Linked DNA regions of Homo sapiens: region 2 is linked to region 1. Evidence: chromatin loops called from intact Hi-C (ENCODE). Cell type or tissue: Calu3. All regions are shown on one strand. Links, peaks and the distances in the headings refer to the core of each region. The heading gives the core; the rest is flanking DNA.

Region 1 (8,677 bases), core at 3,064-5,563:
AGCTCACTGCAACCTCCACCTCCCAGGTTCAAACGATTCTCCCGCCTCAGCCTCCCAAGTAACTGGGATTACAGGCACCCGCCACCGCACCTGGCTAATTTTTGTATTTTTATAGAGATGAGGTTTCACCATGTTGGCCAGGCTAGTCTTGAATTCCTGACCTCGCAATCCACCTGCCTCAGCCTCCCAAAGTGCTGGGATTGGCATGAGCCACTGCGCCCGGCCATAAATAGCAGTTTTAACATTTCCTTCCCTTCATCACTTTGGAGATCTTTGGGAGGCCTTTGTGTCATTTCAGGTTTTAATGTTCTGTCCTCTGCCCTGAAAAGCAAGAACTCTCAGGAGCCTTCATATTGGTGGTAGTTCCAAAGTAGAAACTGTTGGTTATGGGGCCAGTTCTGTGTAAGTATAGTTGGGTACCCCCAAAGACCTAGATGTGTCTGCGGATAGTTGGCTGGTAGTTTGTGCGCCACAGAAGCTAATTTTAAATCTCCGTTAGCTCCCAGTAGCTTCTATACCTTCCATTGGGAGCTCACAGAGACTGGCTCAAGGGAGCACAGCCTCCTCTGGGAAGCAGCCTCCACTTAGAGAGCAGGCGTCCTCTGAGGCTGCTCCAGGCCTCTCTGGGGTGCTGTTTTAGATTCCCTCAGCCAGACTTTCCTTCATTCAGGGTATCTTAGTGTTACACACCTCATCGTGAAGAAGGAGCCTTGTAGGCTTAGGCTTTTGGGCCTGCTCAAGCTGCAGGTCCTATGGCAGAATTAGAGCCTGGCAACTCAGGAGCATCGGTAAAGCTGACAGCCCTTGGGCTCTGGAAAGAGCAAGAATCTGAGCACCCTGGAGCCCTGCACATCTGATAGTGCCATCCCAGAGAGCCAGTAGGAGATGGGGAGAAGGCTTAGGGCATCAGGACTGCTGGTGGAGGCAAATGTTGGATTCCAAGGCTTTTTTCTGAGTTTGGAAATGAAGTCCAGCCCCCGCACACTGGGGAGGATCCAAGCCACGTTTTATTTTATCTTCTTCCAGTCTTGTGGACCAAAGCTAGCAGGATTAACTGCATCTAGCAGCGTTAGTGGATCAGGGATTCTAGTTAAATCCCATCTCTATTCCTCGTAGATACTTTCCAGGAATCAAAGCAAGCAGAAATGTTTCACTTAGGTTTTTGCAAAAGGGCTGTAGAATCAAATATTGGGCAATAACTTTATTTCTAATAAAAGATATGGCTATTGCTTCAAATTATTAATCTATCCCCACAAAAGTGTGATATATTTGTTCTATTTCTGTGTAAAGATGACTGAATTGTAATATTTTGATTTCTGATGACTTTGTTTATGTCAAAAATAGTTGGAGAATCTTGCTGAAGGATGGAAAATACAAGTCACATATATTGCCACTTGTCTACTCTAAGCCCATGGCAGGCGTCACTACTTAGCTATTCCTTTTGTGTGGTGCTTTTTGGGATCCTTCCAGCATGGCCAGCATGAAACTTAGTCTATATAAGAGAGGTAAAGAATTGTTACCTTACTTTATTGTCTTTTAAAAATGTTTTCTTATGAAAAATTCTCACATACAAAGAAAGAGAACGGTATTATGAGCCCCCAAGTACTCATTACTGTTTATCAGAAAGTATTTACAATTTGAAAGTTCATTTCGTCTATTCAACTTCACCCCATGCACACACAAATATACATACATATATATAATATATTATTTTAAAATACAATTAAATATAACATCAAGTTTCCAGATAATAGCTGTTCAGAAAATTAATTTTTGAGAACCCTCTTTGTGCCCCTGCCCTCATTCAAAGATGATGATGAAGGCTCCTGTAAAACTGTATGTTCACATAGGCTTCTCCTGCCCTTAGAACATTCGAGAAGAGCTGGTAAATTTATCCTACACCGAACTTCAAAGTCCTGTGGCTCTGGAGCTTTTGTACCAGGCTCTGCCATCTGAATCTCAGCCTGCATTCCAGCCCCAGGGTCTAGGGTCCAGCTTCCTGAGATTTACCAAATTGTCATTCCCTTTTGAGGGGTGCAGGGGTCCTTCCTGCACCCATGGGTATTGACAATGGAGCCAACTTCACATGTCAAATATTCCATAAATTAGCAGATTGTCATCCCCTTTTAAATTGTGTGGTATACCCCAAGATTTCACTGCTTTTATCTATTTCTCTTCATTCTGGATGATACTTCTCTTCCCTCCCTCTCATGATATCCTTCATAAATTTAAGCCTCCACAAAGGCCATAAAAAGTGATTTTCTTCGGTTATTTTGCTTTGGCTCAGCAATTACATCAAAGGGAAGGGAATGCAAAGTTCTGTTGCCTTTTTAGAATGAGAGGAGGAAAATACAAAGCATAAAGCAGAAATACTACTCATTCTTTTTTCATTTTTATAGCTGGAAAAGCAAAACACAATTTAATATTTCAAAAAATTGCCTGTCGTACCAGCTTTTCATGATTAAAAACAATGCCTCTAAAAATGCACTTGTGCTTTCCCACAGTGTCTGATATATGTTTTGTTTCTAGCCAGCCAATAATCAGCTCTTGCAGTGATGTTGGGAACTTTGTGAAGATATTTATCATTCTATAGGAACTCATCAAGGAAAAGCTAGAACGATTGCTGGCAGTATCTGAGTCACTGAGGTAGAATAGAAAGAGTATAGAATTTACAATCAGAAGAGAATCCACCCAGCTGCAGTCTTTGTGTAACTTAGTTATAAACTACCTGTTTAGAACTTTGAGTCTTAGGTTCCTTAACATAATATCTATAATGTTGATAATTATAATAGTATACGCCATGACATTGTTAAAGGTATCAGATAAACAGATGTGTATAAAATCATCTGAAAAATAAAAATAGAAAACTAATGTTACTTATTATTTCATGAAATTTAAAGTGTCACATTTCTTTATATTAATAAAGTACCATAAAAATAAAATATTTGAAAGCTCAGAAATTGGGGGATTTTCTGATTCTGAGTAGAGTTTGCATACATTTGAGAATATTCTAAAAATGCACTGGGTTTGGTCAAGACACACAGGTGGTCAGTATACATAAGTGAAGTGGAGAGTATCTGAACTGGTTAGGTGCTGGAGGCAAGGATTTATACCTAGGATGTTCTGCCATTGCCAGGTAATGACATCAGCATATGAAGAAAGGCCTTATTCTAATATGATATTTACTGTATCAAAGCAGTTGATAGAAGTAATGTCTTTCTCGTTTTGCTACTTTAATGTGGAAGATTTGCATGTCAGGCTCTCTGTTAGACCCTAAGCTTCTAAAAGTCCAAGTGAGGCCTTACAGGGTGCTTGCCAATTAAGAAGTTAAGATCAGACAGATCTGGTTTCAAATATAAGCTCTGACTCTTCTTAATTTGAGACATGCTGTTTGAACTCTTTTAGCCTCAATCTGTAAAATGGAGATGGTAATAGCCTCTAAATCAGGGTTGCTGTGAAGATTAAATGAAAACATCTGTAAAGCCTGAAACACAGTTAATACTCAATAAATGCAGCCCTTATTGTTTTCAGCACATTGAATTGTTCATGATAATTTATTTGCCTAGCTCCCTAATTAGATTAAACATTTGAAGGCAGAGGTCATGTCCTATACCATCTCCCATTTCATTCTATATTTTCCCCAGTAGACTAATGTTTCTTAGTGTGGTAGTCTAGACCACTGAGATTCTTCAGCTTATCCAAAAAGAGAACCCCTTTGCCCTGCCTAGATTCTGAACAATGTCAAAAATAAAACAATAAAATTGAAGGCCAAAATATTACCAGTGCTACTGATAAAGCTAAGTACAAAAATGACCTTGCGGAAGAGCCAAAGTCACCTTCAAAGACAACTCCTGAACTGGAAAAGTTTACCTACCCAATGTCAGGCAGCACTGGACTAGGGCTGTGGGGAGGCCTGACCAAGTCAGATAAGAGCACAAGGCCAGTTCAGGCTGCCCTCGGGCAGTCTCATTTCCAACCCCGGCCAAGAAAGCTGTGCTAGAGGTGGCCTAGATTTCCAGAGTTTGGGGGCACAATGTGAGGCCAGATATAGATCCTGTAGAAGACAACTGAACTTGATTGTTTTAAAGGATTTCCTATCAAGAGCACCATCTGAAGTGGTGAGTAAACTCTCCAGAGAAAGTCCTGGGATGCCTCTCAGAACCCAAGAACCAAACAGGAAATAATGTGTATTTAGCCAGGGGACACCTCATGTACTCCAGACAAACCTTTCCTGTCCCTTACCTCTCTTTGCTCCCCGTTCCAACACTAGAGAATTCATTCCAACGCTGGAAAAGGAGGACAAGAAGAAAAAGAGAAAATAGGTGAGGGAACCAATATCATCTGCATTTTCCCATTCCAGAATTTTCAGTCTGAAGAAGGGCCAAGCTAGGAAGTGGAAGAAACTTTAAAGTAAATGAAACATTGAAGCCTTAATATAAGCTTGGATTTTTCAGACTGGGAAATAAAACTATTTGTTACTATCTAAAAGATACAGAACATGCTGAGATTTCATCCAGGGATTAGGAAAAATGTTTCTAGAGGATAGGTTGGAAAGGACAATTAACCATAGAGACTGACTTTTTTTTCATAAACAAAACTTAACTATAGAGACCGATTTTTTTAATGTATTTATTCATCATGAGAATTTATATAGAAGTTCTGAAATGGAAAGTCTCTTTTTCTTTCTGAGTTGTGATAGTTAAGAACTGTATGCACAGAGTGGCTCAAGGCTATTTTTCCTGAGAATAAAGCTAAATCAGGAAAAAGCAGAACCAAGAGACTGAAAAGAGGGAGAGGGAGAGAGACAGAAAGAGAGAGAGAGATTTATTATTGATAACATTTTCTGATTTCTAATTCAGACAGGCTTAATGCAAAGTCTCCTCTAGGACTGCAGTTTGTTTAAGACAATGCATTCTTTTTTTTCTAATTAAGCAAGTTATAAGATTGTTTTCTTTCAATTTGCATCAGAAAGAGTTCTCATTAATAAAGCATAATTATTTAGAAGAAATTAAAACTACATGTACTACACATGCTTCACTTCACAATTAAATAAAATCACTGATATTTGAGTAACTTCTTAGCCTTTGTGTTATTCGTATACAACAATGGATAACATGCACTGAACATTTATTATGTATCAAGCACCTTTATATGAACTAACTGAATTCCTATAATGACCTATGAAGTTTTTACTATCTGGTAGGCTCTTTGGCTTATCAATGCAGAAACTGAGAGGTTAAGGAAGTTGTCCACAGCCTCACAGCAAGTAAGTGAAGGAGCAGGGGTTCAAACCCAAGCTGTCCAGCCTACAGCCTACTCCTAATCTCAATGCACAGTCAAAAGAGAAGAAGATAATTGTTAATATGATTGAACAGTGCATACGTCCCAAGGTGTTATGTGAATAAATGCTTTATTGTATCTAAGAACACTGATTATAGAGGCACCTAAGTAAGTGAAATGAGCTATTAGATGAAACATTTCTAATAATGCCAGATCATTTCCAGGATTTTAAGTTACTTAGCTATACTGTGCCTCTCAATATGAGCAGGACCTAGCGCAGTCTGAACCTATGATACTGGTGCTAAAATATATGTTTTTCGGGTTAAGGATACTGTATTAAGTTTTCATGAGAAAACTAAACCATGTGCAGATGGATTGATGCCTGACAGTTTCACTCTTTCACAATACCTAATTTTTTTTTAACCTGCTGGAGAATAAAGTTGTTTGTATATATTATGAGGCATGTTTACTCAAAATCTGAAGGGAAGTTATCAGAGATGTTTAAAACAAGGAGTTGATAGAGACCCATTCACTATTATGTTTCATGTTCAGACATTTTACTTTTCAGCTTTTGAGATGAAATTACAGAGTGTCAAGTAGTCTCTGAAAAAAAAAATCTATCTATACATTTTGGGTCCATTTGAATCTGAATCTCTAGAACCATCTAACAGAGACACTGAACACTATCGTCCTTCCTGATAACTATAGTTGTAAATTAGAATGTTCTAATTTAATGCAAAAATATTGTGGGATCTGGCCAGCAGCCCACAATGCAATGGGGCTCTCTCTTTGTTCCTAGGCGGATCGGCAGGTTGAGAAATAATAGACACACACAAGATAGTGAAAGCTGGGTCCAGGGGGGTCGCTGCCTTCTAGTCCCATGGTGCCAACAATGCACTGGATATACCAGCATTTATTATTAAGTTTAGTGAGGTCAGGGGTAGGTTAGTGAGGGATTTACGGTCATTTGATTATGAGGTGAGATGGTCACATGGGGATGAAGTAATTCTTTAACATAACATCTGTATGCAGAAGTACAGTATACAGGGATAAGAATTTACAATATAGTGTGTGCATCAGTAATTTCTAACAGAGCCTTAAAACAGAAACTTAGTCTTTCCATAACCTATGATTAGCAAGATATTAATCAGCAGTAACAGTTGCAGCAAAAGCTGGTTACAAACAATCCATAGAAACAGGACGTGAAGCTAGACAACGGGTTAGACCAGAAATTCTCAGAAGGGAGTATGCCTTAACCCTAAAGAGGCCTAGAAGAGCCATGGCAAGATGAGGGCGTCTATAGCCCTATCTTATCCATATCGACAGGCGCCCCCATGCGTCCGTTTATAGGCTCTCCACAAGGGTCTCATTCCATTCCCAGAGCTATGAACATCTGCTTTTCTGGGATAGGAATCTTGGTGATATGAAACCTCCCTGACTGCACGTCCATTCATAGGCTCTCTGCAGGGGCAAGCACATCACGTGCTGTTGGCTCATTCTGGCAGTCCAACCTGGGTTGTCGTTACACAATTCTGCATGCAATTTTGTATTTACAATAATCAGGAGCATTTCATCTTTTATTCCGTAGCAATAGTTTCAGGGGGTCTCCCTACAGAAAAATGCATTAAAAAGAATACATCAATGAATATGGGAGTGCATATATAATATACTGTTTTCATTTCCTTTGGATATATATCCAGAACTGGGATTGCTGGATCATATGGTAGTTCCATTTTTAATTTTTTGAGGAATCTCCATACTATTTTCAAAAATGACTGTACCAATTTACAAGCCTACTAAAAGTGTACAAGGGTTCCCTTTTCTCCACATCCTCACCAACACTTACTATCATCTGACTTTTTGATAACAGCCATTCTAACACGTGTGAGGTAATATCACATTGTGTTTATAATTTGCATGTCCCTGATGATTACTGATGCTGAGCATTTTTTCATATACTTTTTCGCCATTTGTATGCTTTTTTGTTTTTTTTTGTTTTTTTTTTTTTTTGGAAATGAACTATCACTCTGTTGCCCAGGCTGGAGTGCAGTGGCGTGATCTCACCTCACTGAAACCTCTGCCTCCAGGGTTCAAGCAATTCTCTGCCTCAGCCTTCTGAGTAGCTGGGATTACAAGTGCCCGCCCCCACACCTGGCTAATTTTTGTATTTTTAGTAGAGACGTGGTTTCACCATCTTGGCCAGCCTGGTCTTGAACTCCTGACCTCATGATCCACCTGCCTCGGCCTCCCAAAGTGCTGAGATTAGAGGTGTGAGCCACCGCACCCAGCCTCTATGTATTCTTTAAAGAAATGTCTACTCAGGTTCTTTGCCCATTTTTAAACCGGGTTCTTTGTTTTCTTACTATTGAATTGTTTGAGTTCCTTATGTATTTTGGATATGAACCCATTATCAGATGTATGGTTTGCAAGTACTTTCTCCCATTCTGCATGCTGCCTCTTCACTGTTATTCATTTCTTTGGCTGTGCAGAAGCTTTTAAATTTGATGCAATACCATTTGTCTAGTTTTGCTTTTGCTGCCTGTGTTTTTGAGGTCTGGAATCAACCTAAGTGTCCATCAGTGGATGAATGGATAAAGAAAATCTGAGGTTTGCGTGTGCACACACACATCCACTTCCACACACACACACACACGAATGCTATCCAGCCTTGAAAAGAAGAAAATCCTGTCAATTAGGACAACATGGATGAACTTGGTGGGCATTATGTTAAGTGGAATAAGCCAGGCACAGAAAGACAAATACCGCATGATCTTACTTATATGTGAAATCTAAAACAGTTGAACACATAGAAGCAGAGAGCAAAATGGTAGCTACCAGGGGCAGCGAAGGGGAGATGGGAAGATGTTGGTCGAAGAGTACAAAGTTTCAGTTAGATAGGAGGAATAAGTTTTGGACGCTTATTCCAAAATAAGTATTGGACTTATGTCACCAATGGACAGCATTGTGACTATAGTTAGTAATAATGCAATATGTACTTGCAAATTGCTAAAAGAGTAGATCTTAAATGTTATCACCATAAAAAATAAATATGAGGGGTGAAGGATATGTTAATTAGCTTGATTTAATTATTGTACAATATATACAGATATTGAAACATTTCATTTTATGCCATAAATATATATAATTTTTGTTTATCAATTAAACCTTGGTAAAGCTGGAAATAAAGTAATAAACTGGACAAATGAATCTTTTGTTAAACTTACTTGAAATTAGTGACCTAAAGTTGTCAAAAGTTTGAGAAATATTATTCTATGTAATTACATTAATTAAATAGCATATATGATAATGTTTCCCTGATGTTTTAGTAGAACTTGTAGCCAAAAATCAGTACAGACTACTTCCTCCCTCTCCAGGGCCCAATTATATAATGTATTCT
Region 2 (5,302 bases), core at 2,803-5,302, 350 kb after region 1:
ATTTTTTTTAGTTTCTCAAACTTATCCAAAAATTCATACTGAATAGCAAAGACAAAGAATAGCCAAGACAATGTTATAATAAGAAATGTATATTTACTATACAAAATGTCAAGATGGATAATAAAGCTACAGTAATTCAAATTGCTTAGTACTGATACAGGTAAAGACAAATTAATCAATGGAACAGATTAGAAGGATCCAGAAATAGCCTAGGCATCTGTGGAAGTTTATATCCCAAGTGAATGGTCTTTGATTTATAATGGCATTACAAATCGGTAGGGAACAAATGAACTATTTAATAAACTGTTCTTTGGTAATGGACTACTAATATTGAAAAAAAGATCAAATTAAATCTACACCTCATACTGTGACTAAAATAAACTTGAGAGAGATTAAATACCTAAAGGGCAAAAGCAAAACTGTAAAAATATCTACAGGAAAATATACAAGAATATCATCATGCACAAGGAAAAAGAAAGTATACCTTAAATAGGGGGAAAAGCACAAAAACATGAGACCAATAATTTAAATTTAGAAACACCTATATGGCAAAATACTCTTAGAAAGTTTAAATAATAGCTACAAATGGGAGAACATATCAGTAAAACATACATCCAAAAAAAAGATTAGTCTGGAAGTTTTTGTTTTGTTTGTTTTGAGATGGAGTCTTGCTCTGTCGCCCAGGCTGGAGTGCAGTGGCACAATCTCTGCTCACTGCAACCTCTGCCGCCCAGGGTTCAAGCGATTCTCCTGCCTCAGCCTCCCAAGTAGCTGGGATTACAGGCATGTGCCACCATGCCCAGCTAATTTTTTTGTATTTTTAGTAGAGACAGGGTTTCAGCATCTTGGCCAGGCTGGTCTTGACCTCCTGACCTCATGATCCACCTGTCTCGGCCTCCCATCACTTTTGGGTGATGGGATTACAGGCATGAGCCACCACGCCCGGCCGGAATATATATATATATTTTTTAAAGCATTCAAACCAAGCCAGGCATGGTTGTGCACCTCTAATCCCAGCCACACCTTGCGAGGCTGAGGGGACAGGATTGCAACATTCAAATCAATATGAAAAAGATGAACAACAAAATAAAAAATTGGGCCAAGAATATAAACAGGGACCTCAACAAAAGAAAAACAACATGGCCTATAAAATTATGAAAAGATTCTCAATTCACAAGAAATCAGAGCAATATAAATGAAATCAATGAAACATTTTTCATCCATAAGATATGCAAATATTAAAGTCTTACAAGAATTGCAAGAATGTGCAGGAAGAGGAAATACGATTCACTGCCTGGGAGCATAAATGGCTATGGTGAACCAAAAATTGTAAAGTTGACTCATTAATTCCACTTACAGGGATGTGCCTAAGGACATATCTACAAAATTACTCATTGAAGCATTATTTATAAACCTGGGAATATTTAAGTATCAAAAGAGAAAGAGGAACAAAGTTACAATATGCTCAAATATTGGATTGTAAGAGAGCAATTAAAATGAGCCAACCAGCTCTAAATGGCTTATTTTGTTACCTTTGGCAAACCACCTAACTTCTTTAAGCTTCCTCTTTGCTGTGTGTTTTAGTCTAAAATGTAAATATCAGCTTTACAGAGTGAAATGAAAGTAAGAAAGGACTTAAGTAAAAGGTATACTACATAACAGCATGTAAGAAATATCAGAAATAATAAAATCTGATGACCCCTTGTCGGTAAATAGGCATCACTGACATTCTCTGAGAAAAAAAGGGATGAGAACCGAACAAGTGATCTGAGATTAAGTAAATATTTCTTAAAACCTTTAAAAAATGAAAGGGCAGCCAAGTAGGTATGAGAACTAACCAAAGAGGGTTCAGTTCTCAATAAACAGGTAATTATAAAGGAGACTTTAGTAATATAAATTAACAAATATGCTTCATTCCAAAAACAAAGAAGAGAAAACAAACAAAAAACAACAAAGAGGCAAAGGACCAAATGTTTTTGTTTGTTTTTGAAACTCTCACCCAGGCTGGAGTGCAGTGGTGCATACTTGGGCCACTGCAACCTCCACCTCCTGGGTTCAAGCACTTCTCCTGCTTCAGCCTCCCAAGTAGCTGGGATTACAGGTGCCTGCCACCACACCTGGCTAATTTTTGTATTTTTAGTGGAGACACAAGGTTTCACCATGTTGGCCAGGCTAGTCTTGAACTCCTGACCTCAAGTGATCTGCCAGTCTGCCTCCCAAAGTGCTGGGATTACAGGCGTGAGCCACAGCACCTGGCAAGACCAACTGATTTTTAATAAAAAATAATATGAAACAGGACTTATACTGAAGTACCCTCTAAAGTTATGACTTTTATTAACTTTCTTCCCAGTTTTTATTTTGTGCTAAGTGGAAGCTTCAGATGACTCCAAGGGAGTATGAAAATTGGGAAACTTTTTTTTTTTTTTTTTTTGAGACGGAGTCTCGCTCTGTCGCCCAGGCTGGAGTACAGTGGCCTCATCTCGGCTCATTGCAAGCTCCGCCTCCCGGGTGCACGCCATTCTCCTGCCTCAGCCTCCGGAGTAGCTGGGACTACAGGCACCTGCCACCATGCCCGGCTAATTTTTTGTATTTTTAGTAGAGACGGGGTTTCACCGTGTTAGCCAGGATGGTCTCGATCTCCTAACCTCGTGATCCGCCTGTCTCGGCCTCCCAAGGTGCTGGGATTAAAGGCGTGAGCCACCGCGCCCGGCGGGAAATGTATTTTTTTAATACTCAGTATCTTTATATGAGAAGAAAATAATTTTGGATATGAAGGCAACTTCTAATAGCACTATTAAGCTATCATGAAAAGACAACTTAGAATGTTTTTCAGAGGGAATATTAATCTGAGAAGTTCTAATTTCCCATAAACTATTTCTGTTAACCTTCAAAAGCGATAGTGAGGCATTTGAACTTAGTTCAGAAAGAATGTGTCGAAAATCCTAGGCAGTATCGTGAAACACCTAATAAAGACCAAAAGAGGCAATAGGCCCCTTTTGGTTGGACACAGCCTACTTGCCCCTTGCATTAAAGTTCTAGCTCTCAATACAACATTGAGAATAAATAAAATACAACAAACTTAAAGATGCTATAAAAACAATCAATGAGAGTCAAGTAAATCTAACTCAGATTAGAAAGTTAATCAATTACCCAGCTAGTAGGTACCTGGGACAACTTGTGGAGGTAAAGAAAACACTGGCGAGCATCGAATAATGAGTGTTCATTTGGAAGGGGAACTTAATGAAAAAAAATATGTACTAACAAAGTGTGTAAGTGCTTAAAGCTAGAAGATATCTCGACTTAAACACCTAGTAAAAAAAAAAACGAGCCATATTTAATAAGAAAAATCTGAAACAAATAGCAAAAGGTTCAGAAATATTTGTCTAATAAAATTTCTCCCCGACTCCAGTTGTGAGGCACAGGGATTATTCAGAGCGAAAGATTTGCAAAGCCTATTTTGGGAAATAATTGTATTCACTGATATCAGGATTTAAAATGTCATTAGCACTAAAATTCATTTTCCAATGGAAAACGTAAAAGTCAATTTTTATATCTAAAAAGAGGTAATGGATATATAAACATGTTTATGTGTTTTAGAAATAAAAATACTTCATTAATAGAAAAAAATTAAATACATTTCTAGTATACTTAAATATTTAGCTATTCACAAGTCTTTACTGCTTTACTCCAAGAACTCTAGCTGAAAAGAGACTAATACAGAAATATCAAGACATGCTGACCACCTCAGAAAGAAGCATGCAGTGGTGGTTTTTTCTTTTTTCTTCATTAAGGCATTTAATTCAATGTTCAACATACAACAGGTGCTTAACAAATATTTGGTGATATCAGTAGGTCTCTTTTTAAAGAAAACTGAATAAAAAATGATTTTTTTAATTATTAACCCGCCTTATTATTACTAGTAACCTGCCTTTACAGAAGTTTTTCTTCTATACATAATCCAGTATCACACACAAAAAAAACTGTAAGTTAAGTCTACTCTATAAATACCTATAACTTACATTACAGGAACTCAAAAATAACAGAAATAGACATATGCACACACTAACACCGAATGAAGGAAAAGTGAGTCTATGCCACCATCTAGTGGCTGCAGAATAATAAAGCACCCAAACAAGAAAGTACCCAGGGATGTAGTACCAGAATATAAGCATCTAGAATTTACATGTAGAGCTACTGCCCTCCTATTCAGTTGGGCCAGCACTGGCATTACCTGGCCTATTCAGTTGGGCCAGAATTGGGTCTACCTGCTCGCTTCTGCATAAGTCTGACCTTCGAAAAAAACCAAGCGGGAACACCATCAAGTTTCCTTTGCTCACCTCATACAATTCCCACCACATTTCAACGGATACCTATTTGTTATGAAAGGTATAAAAATGCATCTTCACATTCGTCAGACCAGATGGGCAATAATAAAAAATTGGTCAGGAAAACCTCATACATTGCTATTAAACAGTCTGGCACTACTTAGTAAAGATGAATATGTACATAACTTATGACCGAGCAATTCCACTCCTGGGTATGTAATCCAGAGTAGTGGTTTGTAATTTCCAGTACACAGATCCTGAGTGAATCTATAGATAGAATTCAGAGGGTCTGATAAGTTGGATGAATAACAATTCCATCTTTATTGGCAACAACTTCTAACTAAAATTAACCATTTCCTTTATGAAGGTAGGCAACAAACCACAATATTAGCAGGACCTGTGACTTTGTAACCAATAAATATTATAGACAATGTCAAATTCCATTTATAGTTGTTGTAAATACATAAAAATTTCTTCCACACTTATCACTACTTCAAAATTACATCTTTTACACCCACTATTAGATATTGTTTTTTAGTGCCCTAATAAAGAAGCATCTCTATTTCTTTTTAAAAAGTTTTTTATATTTCATTATTCTAGTTCATTTTTTTCATATTTGATTTTGTATTTTGATTATTCTAGTTCACTTTTTTCACTGTATTTGTTTTCTTTGCAACCCTATGTATTTGTTATACATTTAAAAACATTTGGGATCCACAGGCTCACAAGATTTTGAAAGGATTTTAAGACACAAAAAAAGGTTAGTAATACCTGCCCTAGAGAAATTCTTCTGGCGGAACCAGGAGACATCTACAAATAAATTCAAACAGCTTTGTTTATAATAGTCAGATGGACAAAAAAACAAGGTATTTTCATGTAATAGAATAGCATACTAAAGGGATGTGAATTAATTATTACAACTGCATTAATGTGGTTGATTTGCAAAAGCCTAAAGTTATAGCTAACAGTTATGTAAC

The links. Hi-C counts contacts between places; a loop is a spot of excess contacts. Peaks named below come from ENCODE experiments on the same cell type or tissue, not always from the same donor. Only the 100,000 strongest peaks of a DNase experiment are listed, where the experiment ranks them.
Region 2: a loop joins it to region 1, with 5 times the contacts of the local background. A loop is called at or near these places in 15 of 110 quality-filtered maps.

The regions. Positions count from the first base shown.
Region 1 is chr9:104,388,499-104,397,175 of GRCh38, forward strand. No RefSeq gene overlaps it. Among named protein-coding and RNA genes, the nearest start is that of OR13F1, 110 kb to the right of the region's middle. In Calu3, for the core only: no CTCF peak of the experiment used is centred there; no DNase peak of the experiment used is centred there.
Region 2 is chr9:104,739,478-104,744,779 of GRCh38, forward strand. All of the region lies in intron 1 of LOC107987105 (a long non-coding RNA gene), which reads right to left. Among named protein-coding and RNA genes, the nearest start is that of NIPSNAP3A, 5.6 kb to the right of the region's middle. In Calu3, for the core only: a CTCF peak has its summit at 4,112 (motif pointing left); a DNase peak (open chromatin) is centred at 4,114.